2 separate regions of the Homo sapiens genome follow, and region 2 is linked to region 1. A link is an interaction called in ENCODE POLR2A ChIA-PET data of the cell type or tissue named here. Cell type or tissue: PC-9. All regions are shown on one strand. Each heading gives the region's core, and the rest is flanking DNA. Links, peaks and the distances in the headings are about the cores only.

Evidence for each region. ChIA-PET counts read pairs that join two places held together with the same protein. Peaks named below come from ENCODE experiments on the same cell type or tissue, not always from the same donor. Only the 100,000 strongest peaks of a DNase experiment are listed, where the experiment ranks them.
Region 2: POLR2A ChIA-PET joins it to region 1 with 14 read pairs; 4 of 35 experiments call an interaction of 5 or more read pairs at or near these places.

What each region holds. Positions count from the first base shown.
Region 1 is chr12:64,778,654-64,784,028 of GRCh38, forward strand. It overlaps a transcript of TBC1D30 not described here. Among named protein-coding and RNA genes, the nearest start is that of GNS, 22 kb to the left of the region's middle. RefSeq lists silencers at 1,918-2,197, 2,278-2,377. In PC-9, for the core only: CTCF peaks have their summits at 1,873 (motif pointing right) and 2,967; DNase peaks (open chromatin) are centred at 1,948 and 3,058; H3K4me3 peaks cover 3,327 bases; H3K27ac peaks cover 3,135 bases.
Region 2 is chr12:64,559,195-64,564,569 of GRCh38, forward strand. It overlaps a transcript of RASSF3 not described here. Among named protein-coding and RNA genes, the nearest start is that of RASSF3-DT, 48 kb to the right of the region's middle. In PC-9, for the core only: no CTCF peak of the experiment used is centred there; a DNase peak (open chromatin) is centred at 2,017; H3K27ac peaks cover 466 bases.

The DNA of each region.
Region 1 (5,375 bases), core at 222-5,221:
TCATGTGATTCTCAGGCATGGGCCACCACACCCAGCTAATTTTTGTATTTTTAGTAGTGACGAGGTTTCACCATGTTGGCCAGGATGGTCTCGATCTCTTGACTTCATGATCCGTCCACCTCGGCCTCCCAAAGTGCTGGGATTACAGGTGTGAGCCATCGCGCCCGGCTCACAGAGAAGACATTTAAGCAGAGACGAGACTTGGTGAGAGCAGAGTCATGCCAATATCTAGGGGAAGATCATTCCATAAGTACAATGATCTTAAGCGTGCTTTCCTTGTTAGTTTTTAGTTTGCCATTTTCCTCTCTTTAGATTTGGTAATGATGGGGAATGGGAAATAATTTTGAAGTTCTTATTAACTTAGAAATGTTGAATGTCAATAACCTATTGTTTTCTTGGTCTCTTTTTTCCCTTCAGCTCACTTTGAGTTTCTTTACCTGTAATTCCTGATGGAGATTCCCTAAATGAGAATAGTGCTGAAGACTAACAGTTAATCACATCTCTTCTTAGGGGGAAGAGATAAAAAGGGCTGGGAAGCCAATTAAAAAAATAGGTCCAATTTCAGTGTTTACTCCTCTGAAAGTCCTGCTCATTGCAAAGTTTGGCATACGAAGGAGGACTTGGAACTCGTTGAATGCCAGGGACAACAGGGAAAAAGACCTCAAAAAACAAAACAGCAATATAATAATGAATTCTACTCTCATTTCATACATTTAAACATTAAATGGTAACAATAGTCATTAATATAGTTATAAAACCATAAAATAATATTTCCAGTATAATTTAAAATTCCGAATACCTAAGCGAAAAGTACAACTTCTGCTTGTCTCATATTAACTCCAGTTTCAAAAAGGGCCCTTTTATTGCAGTGCTGGTGTCAAGGTACACCAGATTTCTACCGGCAGGGTCAGGCTCTATTATGAAAGTGCCTTGGAAGACAAAACTGTGCTGAACAAACACGAAACACCAGTGTTGTTCACCAGGTGTGTTGTTGCCCCTTTTGGAAGTGTGGTCAAGTATTTAATAGCATTTGACTAATATATATTCATCCATAATGAAAGCCAGACACTTTATGAAAAGTTCACTTTATTCTTTGTGAATGGACACGTTATTTAGCCTCTTCGTGCCTCAGCTCCCTCAGCTGAAAAGTGAGAATATAACGACACTTAACTGCTTTATAGGGTTAAAGTGAGGATTAAGTGGGATAATTCATGCAAATCTCTAAGAACAGTGCCTGACATACAAAAAGCGCTAAACATGTTGCCAATTATTAACTTCACAAAAATATCTACAGTGGAGCGGCAGTTCCGAGTTCTATTGAGGTCTAGTGTAAGATACATCTCTCACAGTATCTTGTAAATTTTTGATTCTACCATCATCAAAACTAGCTCAATTAATGTATCAGTTCGGTCATCTCAAGAACATTTATTAAACCCTCACTCTGGTTACATCTTGTATCAGGGAATTAGTTGATTTTAATCCAGTGCTTTGGTTTTCACTGGAGGAAAAAAGTTCACAGCGTTATTAAGTCCCAGATATTTGCCAGGTGTTCAGAGTTTTAGAAAGCTTATTGTCAGAGACTAAACTAAGAAGGCTTTTGAAGGCGCTCAGATCAGGTGGGAAAGTGAGAAGGGCTGGTATTGTGTTCCGAGTATGTCAAGAAGGAGCTCCTGGCCTGGGCCTATTGATGGGCGTTTAGAACCCTCCTGGGCATTATTTCTAGCTGGCGGCTGAATAAGAGGCAAGAGTCACCCTCTTTTTGAGTTAAATCACGTGCTTAATTAAAAGTGAAGGTGGCGGCGGCCTCAGCGCCCTCCCCCTCCGTGCTGCTGGCTTCTTCCCAACGGTGTTCTGGCCACGTCCTGCGCCTTCTCGCGCACGGGAGAGCGCTCTGGGTAGAGGCCGGGCCCGGGCAGCAGGTGGCCCCAGGTAGCTCAGTGGCGTGGCAGTCTCCTTCTCGCCCGGTCCGGAGCGGAGGGGAGCGGCTCAGGTGCCGGCTCGGGGGAGGCCCGGGCACCTCGGGGATCCAGAGCCCGCTGGCGCCGCGCCCGGGAGGGCACCACCGGCGAGGACGAAGCCGCGCCTCCTCCCGGAACTGGCCGGCGCCGCGAGGCGGGAGGAGCAGCGGGAGCCGGGCAGCCGCGCGCCGGGGACCATGGACGTCCTTCCCACCGGCGGGGGCCGCCCGGGGCTCCGGACGGAGCTGGAATTCCGCGGCGGCGGTGGCGAGGCGAGGCTGGAGAGTCAGGAGGAAGAAACGATTCCTGCAGCTCCCCCAGCCCCGCGCCTCCGGGGAGCGGCGGAGCGGCCGCGGCGCTCCCGGGACACGTGGGACGGCGATGAGGACACGGAGCCCGGCGAGGCGTGCGGCGGCCGCACAAGCCGCACGGCGTCCCTGGTGAGCGGGCTGCTCAACGAGCTGTACAGCTGCACAGAGGAGGAGGAGGCGGCGGGCGGGGGCCGCGGGGCCGAGGGCCGCCGGCGGCGCCGCGACAGCCTCGACAGCTCCACCGAGGCCTCGGGCTCCGACGTGGTCCTGGGCGGCCGCAGCGGTGCCGGCGACTCCCGCGTGCTGCAGGAGCTGCAGGAGCGACCGAGCCAGCGGCATCAGATGCTGTACCTGCGGCAGAAAGGTGAGGGCCGGGCGCAGCAGGGTCCCGGGGGCTTCCTGGAGCCGGGTTGTCCTCGCCGTCTCTGCCCGCGCTCCAGCGCGCACCTGGGCTGCTCGGCGGAGCGCTCAGATACTGTCTCTTTGGATCTGACGGTGGTACCCACCGTGGCACAGATTTATGTCCACACTTAGTTCTTAAGTTCTCCGGAGTAATTGAATCAAGCGTCAGTTGATGGAGTGGGCAGTTTCCCCGCTCTTCCCTCCTCCCATCTCCCGGTGTGTTCGCGGAGGCCCCAGGGGAGAGGCAGCCCAGATTCTAATTTCACCTGAACAGCTGTTAGGACAGGGTTGGAGGTTCTGATACGTATACCTGACCTACCTAGAGGGCGCCGCCAGAATCGAGGCGAGTCGTAGGGCTGTTCTTTCCTTTTTTTTTTTTTGTTTTTTTGTTTTTAAAGTCCGCCTTCTCTGGTCACACCACTTAGTGTTTAACTAGTGAGGCAGAATAATTCGATAATGCGGTTTCGAAGCAGAGCGTGTGAATTCTATTTCTGCCAGAGCGTACGGTTCCAGGCAGCTCACTAGGAATTTTTGTTGTTGTTGTTTTGTTTTCTTTTTTTCCTTCTCGGTGGCAGGTTAGTGGAGGGCCCTAGAGTGTTGAGGTTTATTACAGAATTTAACTGCTGGTACCTTCAGTTGGCATGGAGAGGTCGACCTGAGAAAATGGCCTTGGCTTTCAGGGAGAGAGGCTAATTTGGTGTTTCTTTTGTTATGAGACTCTGATGCTCGTGTCTTGAGCTCGTGTCACACTTTTTTTTTTCATCTGGTCATAATAGCTTGCCTTTCAGGCAGTAACACAGTTATTAGAGTTGTCTTTTTTGGTATAGAAATATCAAGACCTCCATTTACAAAATGAGGTGACGTATGGAAAACAGATGCCGAGCCACCATAACATTTCTTGACAGTAATGTCCTTGGGCTGAGTTACCAGGGGAGGGAGGAAGGAGAGTCTCCCATCTCCTCACTGTATTAAAAAAAAAAAAAACCTAGGAAAAGAATAAATCTGTCTGCTTTCTCAGACCTACGTAAACAGCTTTTAGCTTCCTCTTTTGACTTCCTAGTGAAGATTTTTTTTTTTTTTCCCCAGCTGATTGTTACAGATAGCTTCCAGGTTCCTCCCCCTGCCTGGGACTTTGGCTGTAGCTGTGCCATTTCATTTTATAGAATTATTTGGTTGTTCTCAGAGTGTCTGTGTATGCCACAAGTCCCATAGGGCAATAGTTCTTTCAGACTCCAACAGAATCAATTTTGAAGAATTATGATTTCTCTTTTTACAAGGTTTTACATTTTTCATCACCGAGGGAATTCTGGGGATTAGTAATTTCCTTTTTGAAGAGGAAAATTGGCAGACTAAAGTTTAAAGAAGTAGTAACGGTACAGCTAACTATGCAAGTGGATTTCATATGAGTGGCCACACAACTAACCATCCACAAGCCCTGTAATAGTTCGTTTTGCCTGTTCGGTCTTATTGCATAGCTAGTTGCTGGTTAAACCTTTCTTCCCTTGTAGTCAACCCTATTAAGATGAACAAAATGCCATATCATAATAGTCCTATACACACATATGCGTGCTTACGTGTGCACACATACACACACTAACATGCTCCCTCTCCCCTTTATTGATAACATCATTCGCGTGCTAAGATTAAAGTATCAGGTGATGATACAGCTGTCTGCGTAAAGAATGCTGCTTATCAGGTTATTTGATCTTTTTCTCAGGCTCAAAAAATATTCCCCCCAATATAACTACTCTGCATTCAGTAAGAATGTCATACAATACTGATAGCCTGTGTATTGTCTCCTCTCCCTGCCAGGGATTTTGCTGTAGCACTTATTTAGCTATATATTTAACATGTGTAGGTCCTTTAGGTGAGGCACCAGAATGGTTTCTCAGGACATCTGGGCTCTCTTCAGTATTTCCTTGGTTAAGGGGATGAATTTTGGAGTCAGACTCCTGGGTTGATATCCGGCCGCAGTTCCTTACCAGCTGTGTGACCTTGGACAAGCTATTTAACATCTCTGTGTCTCACTTTCTTATAAATAGGGATAATAATAATACCTACCTCAGAGGGCTGTGGTGAGAATTACATAAGTTAGAGTGTATGAAGTGCTCAACAGATGTTAGATATAACTTTTTATCATATACCCTGGAATTCCTTAGGACACTGAGCACAGGTTGTGAGTTGACAATGTCCTTATTTTTCCTCAGTTATTTAACACTGTGTAAGAGGCTATGGCCGATGTCATGGAGCATTCAAAGATGAAAGAGACCTGTTTCCATCCCCAAGAGGCTTCTATACCAGCAGATATTGCTGTAAAAGACATTTTCACCCTCAACTCTGAAAAAATTTTCCCATATTGAACAATAAATGTAATTCAGAGAACTGGAGTTGTAGGCACCTTAGGGATCACTGGAAATGAGATAATGTAAGAACCCTTTTGTGGAGGAAAAGTATAATTTAAATGTTTTGTGATTATATTCCTACCCCTTTTATTTCTAGAAGGAAAATGTTGATTTGGTTCTTTGGTTTCACCATGTTGGTCAGGCTGGTCTCAAACTCCTGACCTCAGGTGATCTGCCTGCCTCGGCCCCCTGAAGTGCTGGGATTACAGGTGTGAGCCACCGTGCCCAGCCCAAAATATTGAAATATTCAGAGAAAGATGTTTGTTCTATCTGAAGGCATCTAGGAATGAAGAGCCTCTGGT
Region 2 (5,375 bases), core at 75-5,074, 220 kb before region 1:
AACGGCGTGTCCTCTGGGTCCTGTGGGTCCATTTTCTTTTCTTCTTTTTTTCTTTTTTTTTTTTTTTGAGGCGGAGTCTCACACTGTCGTCCAGGCTGGAGTGCAGTGGCGCGATCTCGGTTCACTGCAACCTCCACCTCCCGGGTTCATGCCATTCTCCTGCCTCAGCCTCCCAAGTAGCTGGGACTACAGGCGCCTGCCACCAAACCTGGCTAATTGTTGTTTTTGTTGTTGTTGTTGTTGTTGTTGTATTTTTAGTAGAGATGGGGTTTCACCGTGTTAGCCAGGATGGTCTCGATCTCCTGACCTCGTGATCTGCCCACCTCGGCCTCCCAAAGTGCTGGGATTACAGGTGTGAGCCACCGCGCCTGGCCCCTTGTGGGTCCATTTTCCTTAGCTTCTTTATTCTTTTCTCTGCCACCTGCCAGGGCAACTCAAGCATTTCCACTTTTCTCAGCATGGCCTAATATTGCAGCAGGCTTCTAAGAGCCACTTTAGCAGTGAGTTTCACTCATCCTCTGGGGTCCTTATCAGGGGCCTGTGTCCCCCCCAAAATTGTCCTCTAGTCAAGGAAGTCTTGCTTTTCTAGTCTTACTTTCTAGTCTCCTTGAACAAGTACTCCCAAATCTGATTCCAAAGTTTTCCACTGGTTCCTGCTCGCTAATTCTTATAGGTCCTTTGATATATAATCTCTTTTTTCCCTATCAGGCCCAGCCCTTCCCTGTCTTGATTATACTGCATTTGTTTATTGGCTTGGGAGACAGTAGAGGAATTGGGGGCAGCTCCTGAGAGGGCAACCTGTTGCCTTGCTGGAGAGGGATGCATTTTCATGGCCACAACCTCCCACCAGGTCTCCTGAAGCCAGCCTTTGAAAGTGGTAGTTCTTACTATGAAATGATGGGCCAGCCCGGCAGACCTGGAGGGTTCAGAGGGCTCTGCCAAGTCAACATCCTGAGAGGCATGCATTCAGATGCCCCCATCCCATGTTTCAGAGTCCCAGATTCCTCCAAACAGGGCCCTGACCTTAGCTTAACTGACTTGCTTTAGCTGAGCATTTAGGCATCTCTAGAGCTCTAGGACTATCAGAGCCTCAGTCTGTGGCTCAGCTGTGGCAGTTCTTCCACTGCAGGAGAGGAGGACCCTTTTTTAAGCTACCAAACAGGTTCTCTAGCTCTCACAGTCTCTATTGCTTGTTATCACTTGGTGGGATGTCAATACAACTTAGCAGTAATCAGTCAACTCTGCTCTCCCTGTAGCTATCATTCCCCCACAACCATAGCTCTCCAATGCCTGGATCTCTGCACCTGCACTGCATTCTCCTCCACCAGGACATCTTCCTGAATCACCACTGATGAAATCTTTAGCAGTTGCACCACCACATTGTGCGAGGAACTATCCACGCCCCGTATATCATTCAGGGTAGCATCCTCTTAGCCTACTGGGCAATGAGGGAGCCAGTCTCCAAACCCCATCTTACTCTTGTTTTCTCAGACCACTGCTGACATTACTCGGGTTAGTCTGAGTTCTTTGAGAAGCAGAAGCTAAGATGGGATTGGATGTGCAGGAAACTCCTTAGGGAATACTTGTGCGGGATAAAGGAGAGGAGCCGAAATAGGCAAGAAGAGCCTTCAGACGCAAAGCAGGTCTGACCTCTGTGAGAGACGGGGAAGGAAGGAGGATCTGATAGGAGACTCTCAGGCTGCAGTCACAAAAGCTGCTCAGCCTGGTTGATGGGGCATCCTTGAGCCAAAGTCCGTCATTAAAAGAGTCTGTATTAGTAAAGAATGAGTCTGTATTAGTAAAGAATGAGTCTGTATTAGTACAGAATGAGTCTGTATTAGTTGTGCCCTGCTTGCTCAGTCATTGGCTAGCAGCAGCTTGTAGAAAGGGCGTTCTGTAAATGAGATGGGGGTGGGTCCAGAGGTCTGCAGCTGTGGCCATTAGTCAATTATGCTCCCTGCAGCCGGAGAGCTGAGGGATGCATTTTCATGGCCACAGCCTCCCACCAGGTCCCTTGAAGGCTACTTATATCACTATTGTTTGTGTATCTTGTGAGTCATAGTATAAGGAAGCCAGATCTAACCTCAGAGATGATTTCACGTGATGTCTTCATTTTAATGATGAAAGAAGAGAAACTTTAAAATTTAAAATAAACTTTCCCAAGGCACATGCATTTCAGATTGGACCATTTTATTTTGTGTGAAGATATTCCACGCATTGCCGCACATTTGGCATTTCTGGCCCCAGGGACTAGATGCCAGTATTCTCCCTGACCTCCTGCATCATGACAAACAAAATTGCTCCCCCACCACCTCATTTCTAAAAGCTCCCTGGAGGCAATAAAGTCCCAAGTAGTACCACTGAACAGCTCATTGATCTCAGAGTCAAAATGAATATCCAAACAAGACCCCTGTATAATGCACTTCCATAACATCAAGAGAGCCACTAAAACAAAAAATGCCTCAGGGAGTCACAACCATTCCTGCTTCAGAGAGTACTCTGCACCTCTTTAGCATTTATCTTTTTTTTTTTTTTTTTGAGATGGAGTCTCACTATGTCATGATCTCAGCTCACCGCAACCTCCACCTCCTGGGTTCAAATGATTCTTGTGTCTCAGCCTCCCGAGTAGCTGGGATTACAGGCGAGCCCAACCACGCCTGGCTAATTTTTGTATTTGTATACAAATATAATGTTGGCCAGGTTGGTCTCAAAGTCTTGACCTCGAGTGATCCACCCACCTCAGCCTCCCAAATTGCTGGGATTACGGCATGAGCCACTGTGCATGGCCCATAGTATTTATTTATTTATTTATTTATTTATTTATTTATTTTTGTTTGTTTTGAGACAGAGTCTTGCTCTGTTGCCCAGGCTGGAATGCAGTGGTTGCCCAGGCTGGAATGCAGTGGTGCGATCTTGACTCACTGCAACCTCTGCCTCCCTGGTTCAAGAGATTCTTCTGCCTCAGCCTCCTGGGTAGCTGGGACTACAGGCGTGCGCCACCGCACCCAGCTAATTTTAGTATTTTTGGTAGAGACAGAGTTTCGCCATGTTGGCCAGCCTGGTCTCAAGCTCCTGACCTCAAGTTATCCGCCCGCCTCGGCCTCCCAAAGTGCTGGGATTACAGGTGTGAGGCACTGCACCTGAGTACCCACCGCATTTATCTTGCATATATAAGCTCCTTAGACATCCTGGTTAGGAGACCCATGGTAGGCAATTTGGTCATAGTTCAAATTGCCTTCCTAGTATCTTCATATGAGTGAATGAAATGCACTTCAGCATCAAACCATTGCTTTTCCATCCTTTCCGAAACTGCTCTTCCATGTCTCTACCCCCATCTTTCTCTTCTAAATAAATGATGCTCCTCTGCAGCTAGTTGTTCAAGCTAAAAACTGGGGAAACTTCCTCTATTCTCCTGGGTGTTTAAATTTTATTTATTTTATTTTTGAGGCAGGGTCTTTCTCTGTTGCTCAGGCTGGAGTGCAATGGCTTGATCACGGCTCACTGCAGCCTCGACCTCCTGGGCTCAAGTCATCCCCCCACATCAGCCTCCCAAGTAGCTAGGACTACAGGTGTATGCCACCACACCTGGCTAATGTTTTTTAAAAATATATTTTGTAGAGACAGGGTCTCACTTTGTTCCCCATGCTGGTCTTGAACTCCTGGGTTCAAGTGATCCTCCTACCCTTGCCTCACAAAGTGCTGGGATTATAGGCATGAGCCACTGTGCCCAACCCAATTCTTCTCTTTTTCTTACACCCCAAATCCAATCCATGAGCAAATTCAATTGTCTCTGTCTCCAAAATCTAACCAATGTCCGTCTACTTCTCTCTATGCCCACAGCTACTGCATGTCAAAGCCACCATCATCTCACTCATACCAATATAACAGCCTCCTATCTTTGTTCTCTGCTTCCTTTACAATATAGCAGCCACATAATATTTTTTTCTTTTTTTCTGTCTTTTATTTATTTTTATTTTTATTTTTTTTTTGAGATGGAGCTTCATTCTTGTTGCCCAGGCTGGAGGACAATTGCGTGATCTCGGCTTACTACAACCTCCGCCTCCCAGGTTCAAGCGATTATCCTGCCTCAGCCTCCCAAGTAGCTGGGATTACAGGCACCTGCCACCAGGCCCGGCTAAATTTTTTTGTATTTTTAGTAGAGATGGGGTTTCACCATGATGGCCAGGCTGGTCTCGATCTCCTGACCTCAGGTGATCCTCCCACCTCAGCTTCCCAAAGTGCTGGGATTACAGGCATGAGCCACCACACCTGGCCAGAATATTTTCTTAAATGTAAATCAGATTACATCTGATGTTAAAATCCCTACTTCCCTAAAGTAAAATCCACATGCTTTACCAAGCCTTAGAAGGCCCTCAAGATCTAGCCCCTGCCTACCTTGCTGATCTTGGCTCATGCCCCTGCCCTGCTCAATCACTATACACCGCCAGCTCTGCTGACTCTTGCTCTGTCCATTAAATACACCAAGCTCAGTCCTGAGGTCCATTGCGTTCATTCTGCCTGGAATATTCTCCCACATCCTCTCTCAACTGGCTCCTTGATTCAGGTCTCAGTTCAAATGTCATCTCTCAATGAGGCCTTCCTTGACCACCCAAACTAAAGCAGCCTCCACACTACCACATCCTCTAACATATTACATACTCTGTTAGTTTCTTCATATGACTTACCACTATGCAACATCATTTTATTTATTTCTTCTCTCCCCCATCTAGAATGTAAGTTTCATCAGCGAAGGGGCTCTGTCTGTTTTGCTCATAGCTGCATCCCTAGCACCCACCCCAGCTGGGCATGGAGTGGGTTCTCAACAACGTGTGTGTTACATGAATGAATAGTACCTTTGATGTACATGGTCCCCTTATAGCTAATGTCATTGCGGATTTTGATCATTGACATAAATCTTTTGGCTTTCAATATACAGTATCCCAAATGTTGGGGTTTGTTGTTCTATACACTGTCAGTTGTAAGTATTGACTTCAACTGTCAACTGACAGACAATATTTGCTGTTTGACAATGGAGTCTGCATAATTTCTAAAGAGAATCTTTATAAACAAGAAGCCAAGGGGCCCTTGCCCTCTGAAAACTACTGTACTAACTTTATTGGATTGGGGACTGATTCTTTGTTAGCCCCCTAAATTCAGTAAAGGCCTCCTCTCCCTAACACATTTCTTTTCTTTCTTTTTTTTTTTGAAATAGAGTTTCACTCTTGTTGTCCAGGCTGGAGTGCAATGGCATGATCTCAGCTCACCACAACCTCCGCCTCCCAGGTTCAAGCTATTCTCCTGCCTCAGCCTTCCAAGTAGCTGGGATTACAGGTATGCGCCACCATGCCCGGCTAATTTTGTATTTTTAGTAGAGA